Linked DNA regions of Homo sapiens: regions 1 and 2 are each linked to region 3. Evidence: chromatin contacts called from ENCODE Hi-C or POLR2A ChIA-PET data. All regions are on one chromosome and are shown on one strand. Each heading gives the region's core, a stretch centred on a gene start or an enhancer-like site at or near the end of the contact. The rest is flanking DNA. Distances are from core to core; before and after follow the strand shown. Region 1 overlaps ARHGAP35 (Rho GTPase activating protein 35). Region 2 holds the start of DHX34 (DExH-box helicase 34). Region 3 holds the start of ZC3H4 (zinc finger CCCH-type containing 4).

Region 1 (3,599 bases), core at 120-2,619, 140 kb after region 3:
AACTGAGCCACGTGGCAAACAGATGGCAGGGCTGGGATTCACACCCGGGCAGTCCGATTCCAGAGTCTGTGTTTAATCAATCACCACAAGGCACTGTCTCCATGCTCTTCCTGGACAGCCCTGGGCACCATGTGAAAGTCGCTGGATAGCTGTGTGATTAGCTGCTTAATGCTGGTCCCCTGGTAGACCCCTGAGTTCACAGGAGCAGGCAGAGTCCTCTCATCACCCGTCTGTGTATTGGGCTTGCACAGTAACTAGTACCAGGGAAGGCATTCAGTAGCTGTCTTCAGAAAGGAGGGAAGGAGGAAGAAAAGTGCAGCGTTTCTCCAGCTGAAGAGAGGGAGGAAGGCGACTCAAGTGTTTGTTCTCAAGGGGCCTGTGCCTTACTGGGGCCAGCATGGAGGAGCTGCTCCCTAAGCGGCTGGAGCATCCAACTCCTACTTTCCTTTCCAGATGTATTGAGGTTCTACATTCACCAAGAAGCCTTCTCCCTCCCCTTCTTCCCGGTAACTTCACTAGGAACGTAGTGGGTTCATTATTTCGCCACAGCCAGTCATGTGCTGCTGTTAAGTCTGGTCTCCAGACCTGGCTGTTAACTTTTACAGGGCAGAGCCATGGTTTGGCTGTGGCTGGGAGTCCCCACAGGGCCACGCCCCCTGCAGAAGCTGGCCACATTCTTGCTAATGGGCTGCTCTGTCGCCTTTTATCAGGGCTCAGCCTTCCCAGACTGACCTTATGCGGGTCTTAGATGTTTTTACAGTGAGTGTAACACGGAGGAGAAGAGGTTAGTTCATCTGTGCTTCACTGGCTTTGGTGAAATGAACAGGAAAAAAGCAGAGGTCAAGGAAACTGACAGGGGTTATAGAGGCATGGGGATTTGCTGGGTGTGAAACCTCATGAGCAAGGCAGCACAGAAGGTGTGCGTGTGAGTGAGATGAACAGACAGACACAGAGCAAGAGCAAGGGCCACCGGAGCCCCCAGGTGATAATTCAATGGCACAGTCAGGCCAGCTCCACCAAGGGCCCGAGAAGGTCCTGCAGCCGAGAGTGGGTACTGCTCCTTGGGACCACTCTCACAGGACAGCCTGCTGTACCGTCCTGTTTGTACTGCCTTGGCAAATATGGCAGGACAGGCCATGGGCCTGGTTGGCACGCTCAGGCCAGAGCAACCTGTCTGCCCGAGCTCCCCACCATGGAGAAGGCGAGTGCAGCCGGGACAGCCAGGCAAAGCAGCCGGCTGGAACCGTCTCGGGGCCTTGGGCCGCCACCCAGACTATTTCTGTCTTGGATGGAAGGCCAGGGTTACTTTGTGAAACAAGCTCTACTTCTCCTTGGCTGCTGGGCTCTCCAGGCGGTGTGCCAGGGCACACTGTTCTGATCAGGGCACTGGGGCCTGAGGAAATCCGCTAGCAATGCCGAGTCACAAGCTAAATGAACCCTGCTTATCTGGAACAGGCAAGAGCTGGCGAGCTGACTGCCTGCCTTTATGGCAATGGGGAATTTCTGGAATGCAAGTGACTTGTGCTTAACTTATAAGCAAGCAGAAAAACGGGAGGGTGGTGAGGAATGGTAGCAAAAAAAAAAAAAAAAAAAAGGAGAAAGCTTTGTTTTAAAACTATTTGGACTGTGGGAAAGCAATTTGTTAGTAAAACTAGAATTACAGGGGGAGGGAGAGAGATTAAGTAACAGACAGCCCCCATAAAAATCACAGCATATGAAACAGTATACCTCATATTTTAGCACTTTATCAATTCAAAGCAGTGCAAATACGGCAATTACTCACATAAAGCCTGTTGGTGTATTCAAGCTATAACCGTACCTATTAAACTGTTACAGTGATAGATGGGAGTATCTATACTGAAATTAGCTGCCTTCTCTGAAAGACAGAATTACATAGATCTAGGCTGACTGCAGGGAAATAGTAACTAACTGAATTTAACAGCTCTCGTCCCGCCAACTCTCCTTCATGATAGCTCTAGGAACTGGTGGCTATGATGAATGTGGAGGGAAACACGGAGGTTTTTTGCAGGGTGGCTGTTTTCCAAGTGGGAAGGTATTTGGTAAAATTCTGAATCTGCTCAGTCCAATGCTATAAAACTCACAGCTTCATCAGCCTAAAGCAGAGAAGACAGGAAAAGGGCTGGAACGTAGGCCTTTTCCATTCTGATGGGCTGTGAACGGCCTCTGCCAGAGGACTTGGGGATTTCTGTTTCCTCTTGTAAAAAGGGATTAGCATTACTTTGAGATTAATACTGTCCTCTGGCTCACGGGAGATTAACTAATAAACCATGTATGGGGTGTAAAGTGAAGAACAAGCCCCACACAGGCCCAGGATTCTCACTGTGCTGCCGCGGCACACTGGCCCCTGAGCTCCCAGCCCCAGGCTGGGCCCTCCCTGGTGCTCCTTCCAGATGTAGAGGCTGGCAGCCTCCTCTCCTGCGCACCCTCAGAAGGGTGCAGGAAGCCCACTAGCAAGGTCTTAAATTTAGGACCCCTGCAGGAGGGGATGGGGCAGTGTAGTAGAAGAAATATATATTTGGTTTTTGTCCCCGGCTCCTAGCACAGAGTTCCCCAAAGTCTTGGAATTTCCTGAGTGATAGAAGTATCTTTTGTTACTCATTAACAAGCCCCTTCTGGCCAGGCATGGTGGCTCATGCCTGTAATCTCAGCACTTTGGGAGGCCGAGGCAGGCCGATCACGAGGTCAGGAGTTCGAGACCAGTCTGGCCAACATAGTGAAACCCTGTCTCTACTAAAAATACAAAAAATTACCCGGGTGTGGTGGCATGCGCCTGTAATCCTAGCTACTCAGGAGGCTGAGGCAGGAGAACTGTGTGAACCCGGGAGGCGGAGGTTGCAGTGAGCCGAGATCGTGCCATTGCACTCAGCCCAGGCAACAGTGAGAGACTCCGTCTCAGAACAAACAAGCCCCTTCCAACCAAACCTGAGTTTCATGATAATGAGGTTACTCTTGTGGGCCCCTAGATAGTGCAGGATATGGGGGCTGGTCTCCAGAAAGACCAAACCTTTATTAGAGGGTTGGAACTGTCAGCCCCACCCACGACCTCTGGGGGTGAGGGGAGAGGGGCTGGAGATTGAGCTCAATCACCAATGGCCAATGAGTTAATCAATCAAGCGGACATCACAGAAACGCCATAAACACCCTCAGTGACAGGGTCTGTAGAGCTTCTGGGTTGGTAAACACATCGAGGTGCTGGGAGAGTGTGTATCCAGAGAGGGCACAGAAGCTCCTGGTGAATCGCCGCCCTTGCATACATCCTGTCCCTTGCATCTCTTCCATTTGGTTGTTCCTGAGTTATATCCTTTATAATAAATCAGCAAATGTATGTTAAGCGTTTTCTTGAATTCTGTGAGTCATCTTAGCAAATTATGGAACCCAGGGAGGAATGGGATGGTAACGCCAGACTTTGAAGGCAAGTAGGACAGAAGTGTGGGTAAGCTTACTTCTGGTTAGTCACCCAGTACTTGCAACTGGCATCTGAAGGGCAGTCTTGTGGGACTGAGCCCTTGAACTTATGGAGTCTAATGCTAACTTTGGGAGTTAGTGTCAGAATTAAATGAATTGCTAGACAGACACCC
Region 2 (3,250 bases), core at 165-2,664, 240 kb before region 3:
GCTTTTTCAGGCCGGGCATGGTGGCTCACGCCTATAATCCCAGCACTTTGGGAGGCTGAGGCAGGCAGATCACCTGAGGTCGGGAGTGCGAGACCAGCCTGACGAACATGGAAAAATCCCGTCTCTACTAAAAATACAAAATTAGCCAGGGTGGTGGCACCTGCCTGTAATCCCAGCTACTCTGGAGGCTGAGGCAGGAGACTCGCTTGAACCCAGGAGGCAGAGGTTGCAGTGAGCCAAGATCGCACCACTGCACTCCAGCCTGGGCAACAAGAGCGAAACTCCATCTCAAAAAAAAAAAAAAAAAATTCATTTTTGTTTTTTTGAAACAGGGTCTCACTCTGTCACCCAGCCTGAAGTGCAGTGGCACAATCACGGCGTACAGCAGCCTCGACCTCCCAAGCTCAAGTGATCCTCCCACCGCAGCCTCCCAAAGTGCTGTGGATGACAGGAGTGAGTCACCACGCCCTTTCTCATTTTCTGTTTGAATCTTTTTTTCCTCCCTTTTGTCCTTCCAGTATTCACTCTCCATCACCACCTCTCTCCATTTCCCCATCTAATACTTTATCTCCCAATATCAGAAGCTTTAGTAATAGCTCATGCTTACTTACTCACATTAACACACAGACCTATCCTATCTGCATGATCTATTCCTATCCCACACCTATGTACATACACACACACACTTTTCTCACGACTGTCAGGCACTATGATCACCCCCTATTTTACTGAGCAATAGAGAGGCTAAGTGAGTAGCCGAGTGTTACATGAGCCACTCAAATCCAGGGGTTCGGGCTCCACTCCCTCGCTTTTCCATTTCTCAGCATCGTTCTCCATTATCTCCAGCTTTTGTGGGGTTCTTCCTATTTCAACTGTCTCCATCCTTCCGTATCTCTCGGTCTCCCCCGTGATTCAGTGTCTCGTTTCTCCATCTAAATTCCATTTTTTCTGTTTCTAGTGTCCACGATCAGTTTCCGACTTTTCCCTCCACTCCCCAAGTTCATGGGCGACCACGCCTCTCGGCCTCGTGGGCTCTAAGACTCTCGCTGGAACCCATCGGCACTCTCGCCCACGCTCTCTAGTTTTCAGCTTCCCTCCTCTCCCAACACCCTCGTCTTTCAGTCCCTCAGTTTCTCGAAGCTTCTTTTCGTGCCTCCATTTCTTTCGGTCTCTGGCCTGTCGCCCAGGTTCTCCCAGGGACGCTCAGGTGCCATCTCTGTCCGCGTTTGCCGGCCCTTCGGCTGCCTCCTACATTTCTCCTCATCTCGAGACTTCCCTCGCCCCTGGACTCGCACCCCAAACTACCCCCAAGCGGCCCAACTCCGACAGCCATCGCCGCCACAACCCGGTACACCCGTCCCGCCCCCCTCACTTACCACACGCCGCGAACGCCTTAACTTCCGGTCCCAAGAGCGCTAGTCTTGCGCCTGCGCACACAGCCATCTCGTTCTGACCCCGCCCCGCCACCACAGAAGAGCCAATCGGAAGCTCTGGGCTGCCCAAGACCCATCTTGCGCCTGTGCACAGCACGCTTCCGCCCCGCCTCGCTTGGGGCGGAGCCTCGAGTGATTGCGCCCTCTAGAGGCCAGTAGAGGCATTGCGGTACAGACTTGCAAGCGCCTCCTCCCCGGCCCCGCCCTCTCCTCCCCAAGCATAGCCACGTGCGCCTCAGCTCCGGGACGCCGGGGTTTTAACCCAAAGAGAGAGCTGGTCTGGGGCCCAGGAACTTTTTTTTTTCTTTTGAGACATAGTCTCACTGTCTCCCAGGCTAGAGTGCAGTGGCGTTATCTCACCTCATTGCAATCTCCGCCTCCCAAGTTCAAACCATTCTCCTGCCTCAGCCTCTCGAGTAGCTGGGATTACAGGCGCACACCACTACACCTGGCTGATTTTTGTATTTTTAGTAGAGACGAGGTTTCACGATTTGGGCCAGGCTGGTCTCCAGCTCCTGATCTCAAGTGATCCGCCCGCCTTGGCCTCCCAAAGCACTGAGATTACAGATGTGGGGCATCTCACTCAGCCTCTACCTCTTTTCTTTCTACAACCCCATTTTCTGTTACCTTTCTCTGCAATAAACTCAATCACACACATTCAGGAAGACCCCCAAGTATAGAAACAATCTCATTAGCCAGCAATGCACCCTCTCTTTTATTAACTGAAAGAAGAAACAGCTGGGCACGGCGGCTCACGCCTGTAATCCCAACAGTTTGAGAGGCCGGGGTAGGTGGATCACCTGAGGTCAGGCGTTCCACACCAGCCTGGGCAATATGGCCAACCCCTGTTTCTACAAAAAAATACAAAAGTTAGTCGGATATGGTAGTGTGTGCCTGTAGTCCCAGCTACTCAAGAGGCTGAGGTGGGAGGATCGATTGAACCTAGGAGGCTGAGAGACTGAGGCTGCAGTGAGCCATGATGGTACCACCGCACTCCAGCCTGGGTGACAGAGCCAGACTGTCTCAAAAAAAGAAAAAAGTGTTGTTGTTTTTTTTTTCTGAGACGGAGTCTCGCTGTCGCCCAGGTTGGAGTGCGGTGGCGCGATCTCGGCCCACTGCAGGCTCCGCCTCCCAGGTTCCCGCCATTCTCCTGCCTGAGCCTCCCGCATAGCTGGGACTACAGGCGCCCGCCACCACGCCCGGCTAATTTTTTGTATTTTTAGTAGAGACGGGGTTTCACTGTGTTAGCCAGGATGGTCTCGATCTCCTGACCTCGTGATCCGCCCACCTCGGCCTCCCAAAGTGCTGGGATTACAGGCATGAGCCACCGTGCCTGGCCAGAAAAAAGTTCTATGTCTAAAAAAAAGAAGGACTCTAAAGTTTTTGGCCTGAGCATTTGGAAATATGGAGTCACCATCTACTACCATCAGGAAGACGTGGGAGAGAGGCTAGAGAGAAAATCCGAAGATCTGTTTTCAGCATATTGTTTGAGTTATGCATTGGACATCAACTGGGGATGTCAAGTGGAACGTTGGATATAATTATCAAGCCTCTGGAAAACAACTTAGAGATAGAGAAGCCAATTCATACATTATTATCAAAAGAAGAAGAATAAATGGACTAAGCATTCTGCTTAAAATTTCCAAACAAGGCCAGGTGCGGTGGCTCACGCCTGTAATCCCAGCACTTTGGGAGGCCGAGGCAGGTGGATTACCTGAGGTCAGGAGTTCGAGACCAGCTAAGCCAACATGATGAAATCCCGTCTCTACTAAAAATATAAAAAATTAGCCAGGCATGATGACGGACACCTGTAATCC
Region 3 (3,197 bases), core at 195-2,694:
GTGATCCGCCAGCCTCGGCCTCCCAAAGTGTTGGGATTATGGGTGTGTGCCACCACGCCCCGCTGCCAGCTGGAACATTTAAAAAACAGTAGGATCCGCTGGGCGCGGTGGCTGACGCCCGTAATCCCAGCACTTTGAGAGGCCGAGGCGGGCGGATCACGAGGTCAGGAGATCAAGACCATCCTGGCTAACGCGGTGAAACGCCGTCTCTACTAAAAATACAAAAAATCAGCTGGGCGTGGTGGCGGGCGCCTGTAGTCCCAGCTACTTGGGAGGCTGAGGCAGGAGAATGGCGTGAACCCGGGAGGCGGAGCTTGCAGTGAGCCGAGATCCGCGCCACTGCACTCCAGCCTGGGCGACAGAGCGAGACTCTGCCTCAAAAAAAAAAAAAAAAAAGTAGGATCAATATACCAGGAAGTCACATGGTGCCTCTGTCTCCAGATTTATCACTGTTGACACGGTTTTTCTCTCTTCCTGGAATCTAAGTGGTCTTTGCTTTGTCAGGGCCTGAAATAAGGTATTTCTTTTCTTTTTTTTTTGAGACAAGAGTCTCACTCTGTTGCCCAGGCTGGAGTGCAGTGGCATAATCTCGGCTCACTGCAGCCTCGCGACCTCCCGGGATCGGGCGATTCTCCCTCTTCAACATCCCGAGCAGCTGGGACTACAGGTGTGAGCCATCATGTCCTGCTAATTTTTGTATTTTTAGTAGAGAAGGGGTTTTACCATGTTCGTCAGGCTGGTCTCCAACCCGAGCTCAAGCGATCCGCCCGCCCCGGCATCCCAAAGTGCTAGGATTACAGGCGTGAGCAACATCGCCCCGCCTGAAATAAGGTATTTCTTCTGCCTGGAACCATCTCTTCTTTTTCATGTACCAGCCTAAAAGAACAATTACAAGACCCTCCTCTAACACTCCACCCACCCCCTTTATTCTTTAACTCTGTTTCTCTCCCTTGGGGCATTATCGGTTAAGTTCCATGAAGACAGAAACTGTTCCCATGCTCCATCACAGGGACTGGCACTGTAGAAAGAGCTAACAAGTATTTAAGGAAGATCCCTGGATTCGAGGTTACAGTGAGGTATGATCGTGTCACAGCACTGCAGTCTGGGCGACAGAGCAAGACTCTGTCTCTTAAAAAAAAAATCTTGCTGTGCTTTTTAGAACTAATCCTATGACCGTGAACCGATTACTTAAAACACCGAACTTCAGTCTGCAAATGGGAATAGCAGCAGCTTATGTTAGGACGGTTATGAGGGTCAAAAGATTTTGTTTGTACAGTCTACGACACCGGCCAGTGTTTCTAGCTCTGCTATTTGAGAGCCTTCCATGGGTCCTACACCCCAGGTCCTTAAACTCCCCTGAGGGACTACCAAGCCCCGCCCCTCTCGCATCCAATGATGACATCATCGACTGGGTTGTCGAGTGACGTCACCTCCGGGCTGGCTGGGCTTCATCGCTTCTCCGGAAACCTCCGACTCTCGGCACCTGGCCTCCAGCTTTCGGTTATTTTTTTTTTCCCTCTCCGTAGCCTGAATTCCTTCCCTCCCATTCTCCCACCTAAAACTATTGGCTCTTCCCGCCTTCCTTCAAACTAGCAATTTTCGGTTTTTCCCTCTTGCTCTCCGGCGAATTCCTGAAAGTCGTTTATTCTCCCCTTCAGCCCCGCCCGTTCAGCTCATTCTCTTAATCGCATTACCCTGGCTGCTTTTCTTTCGGCTGTTTCCACCTCCTGCCACCCACCCGGACACCGCTTTCGGCTCTTTCCGGACCGTCTCAGTTTCTCCTCCTTCCCCGGTCCCGATCGGCTTAGGCTATTTATGGCTCCCCTAGGTTTCTCATGCTCTCTCTAGCCCCACCCATATCACCACCTTCAGCTCTTTCTGGCTCTCCCCCGTCGCCTCCTCGCTCCTGCTCAGCTCCTTTCGGCTATTTCCGCCTCCCCTCGGCCTCGCCCTTTGCCTTCGGCTCTTTCCGCCGGCCTTCGGGCAAGCGGTCTCTACCCCTCTCCTGCACGTGACACGGCCTCCGCCTCCGCCTCTCAGTTCCCCCTCCCATCTCACCCTTCCTCCCGCCTCAGCCTCTAGGCTGGTTCGGGCCGAGCCGCCATTTTGTGTCAATTCCTGATTGCGGCGGGGGCCGGGCAGCCGGGGCACCCAGGGCGGGCAGAGAAGGGAGACAGTCGGCCCGTCTCCGCGGCCCGTTCCCTCTCTCCCTCAAATCCTTTTTTTCTTTTTAACCCCCCACCCCCCTCGCTCGCTCTCCTCTTCTCCCCTTACCCTTCGCTTGCTCCATCGCGCGCGGCCCGCGCTAATTACACCCAACCACCCACCAGTGTCCGTGTCTCCCGGGTGTCCCGCCCCCCGGGGGTGCGTGGGGGGGGGGCTCTCGCCCCTATGAGGGCCCCGCGCCAGTGAGCGAGTGACCGCAAGGGTGGGCTGCGGAGAAAGCAGGCGGCGAGCGGCCCTCCGAGGCCTAGGCCGTGCGGCCTACGCGGAGGTCAGCGCAGAGGTGATTCCGAAACCGAAAAAATATATACCCCATTCCCATCAGGAGCCCTCCGAGCTTAAGTGTGCCCCTCCCGCCACGCCCAAGCAGTCCTTTTTCGTGCATTAACATCCCCTCCCCCCCAAAGGAACTATGGAGGCCGCGCCCGGGACCCCCCCGCCGCCGCCATCAGAGTCGCCGCCGCCGCCATCGCCGCCGCCGCCATCAACGCCTTCGCCTCCTCCGTGTTCCCCCGACGCCCGCCCGGCCACCCCGCACCTCCTCCACCACCGCCTCCCGCTCCCTGACGACAGGTCAGGCCCCCGGTTGGGCCGGGGCTGCGTCCCCGGGGGGAGGAAGAGGAGGAGGAGGAAGGGGGGCGGCCGCCATGTTGGGCCGGGCCGCGGAGGAGGAGGAGGAGGAGGAGGAGGAGGAAGGGCGGGGTCGGTGGGTGTCTCTCGATCGCTTGCTCGCTCGCTCTTTCTCGCTTGCTTTCTCTCCCGGCCTCATGCGTTTCCCCCCCCTCGCGGCGCTCGCCCGCTCTCCCTCGCTCTCGCTCTGTCTTTTTTGGGCGCCATGCTGAGGGGAAGGTGAGGAGGCGCCCCTCGGACCCCCCGCGCCCGTCCGCCTGTCCTGGGGAGGGGGCGCCGTGGGGGGTGCTGCGGAGACCCACGGGGGTCCTGGCTGCCCCTGCGCCCGGAGCTGGCAGCTACGG

What was found. Hi-C counts contacts between places; a loop is a spot of excess contacts on that map. ChIA-PET counts read pairs that join two places held with the same protein, here RNA polymerase II (POLR2A). Pooled maps may share reads with other maps.
Region 1: a loop to region 3 is called in a pooled map, with 2.0 times the contacts of the local background. The contact joins the enhancer-like site here to the promoter of ZC3H4 in region 3. A Hi-C loop is called at or near these places in 1 of 50 pooled maps. POLR2A ChIA-PET finds 5 or more read pairs at or near these places in 8 of 52 experiments (A549, BJ, CD4-positive, alpha-beta memory T cell and 5 more).
Region 2: a loop to region 3 is called in a map of CD8-positive, alpha-beta T cell, with 16 times the contacts of the local background. The contact joins the promoter of DHX34 here to the promoter of ZC3H4 in region 3. A Hi-C loop is called at or near these places in 2 of 168 maps with a recorded cell type or tissue (CD8-positive, alpha-beta T cell and naive thymus-derived CD4-positive, alpha-beta T cell), 2 of 37 single-sample maps with no recorded cell type and 13 of 50 pooled maps. POLR2A ChIA-PET finds 5 or more read pairs at or near these places in 13 of 52 experiments (A673, AG04450, CD4-positive, alpha-beta T cell and 9 more).

Annotation. Positions count from the first base shown.
Region 1 is chr19:46,974,206-46,977,804 of GRCh38, reverse strand. All of the region lies in intron 3 of ARHGAP35 (Rho GTPase activating protein 35), which reads right to left. Among named protein-coding and RNA genes, the nearest start is that of NPAS1, 44 kb to the left of the region's middle. RefSeq lists enhancers at 1-835, 836-1,693. Within about 2 kb of position 1,369, at least 31 of the 41 ENCODE cell types and tissues checked have a DNase peak (open chromatin) inside an H3K27ac peak, as active enhancers do.
Region 2 is chr19:47,347,479-47,350,728 of GRCh38, reverse strand. DHX34 (DExH-box helicase 34) reads right to left here and starts at 1,414. Exons shown (of 17, transcript NM_014681.6): 1 at 1,377-1,414. RefSeq lists an enhancer at 670-1,574.
Region 3 is chr19:47,112,023-47,115,219 of GRCh38, reverse strand. It overlaps ZC3H4 (zinc finger CCCH-type containing 4), which reads left to right and starts at 1,444. Exons shown (of 15, transcript NM_015168.2): 1 at 1,444-1,500; 2 at 2,631-2,796. The coding sequence starts at 2,636. RefSeq lists enhancers at 1,302-1,531, 1,772-1,931, 1,811-2,538, 2,539-3,197 and silencers at 2,342-2,431, 2,682-3,171.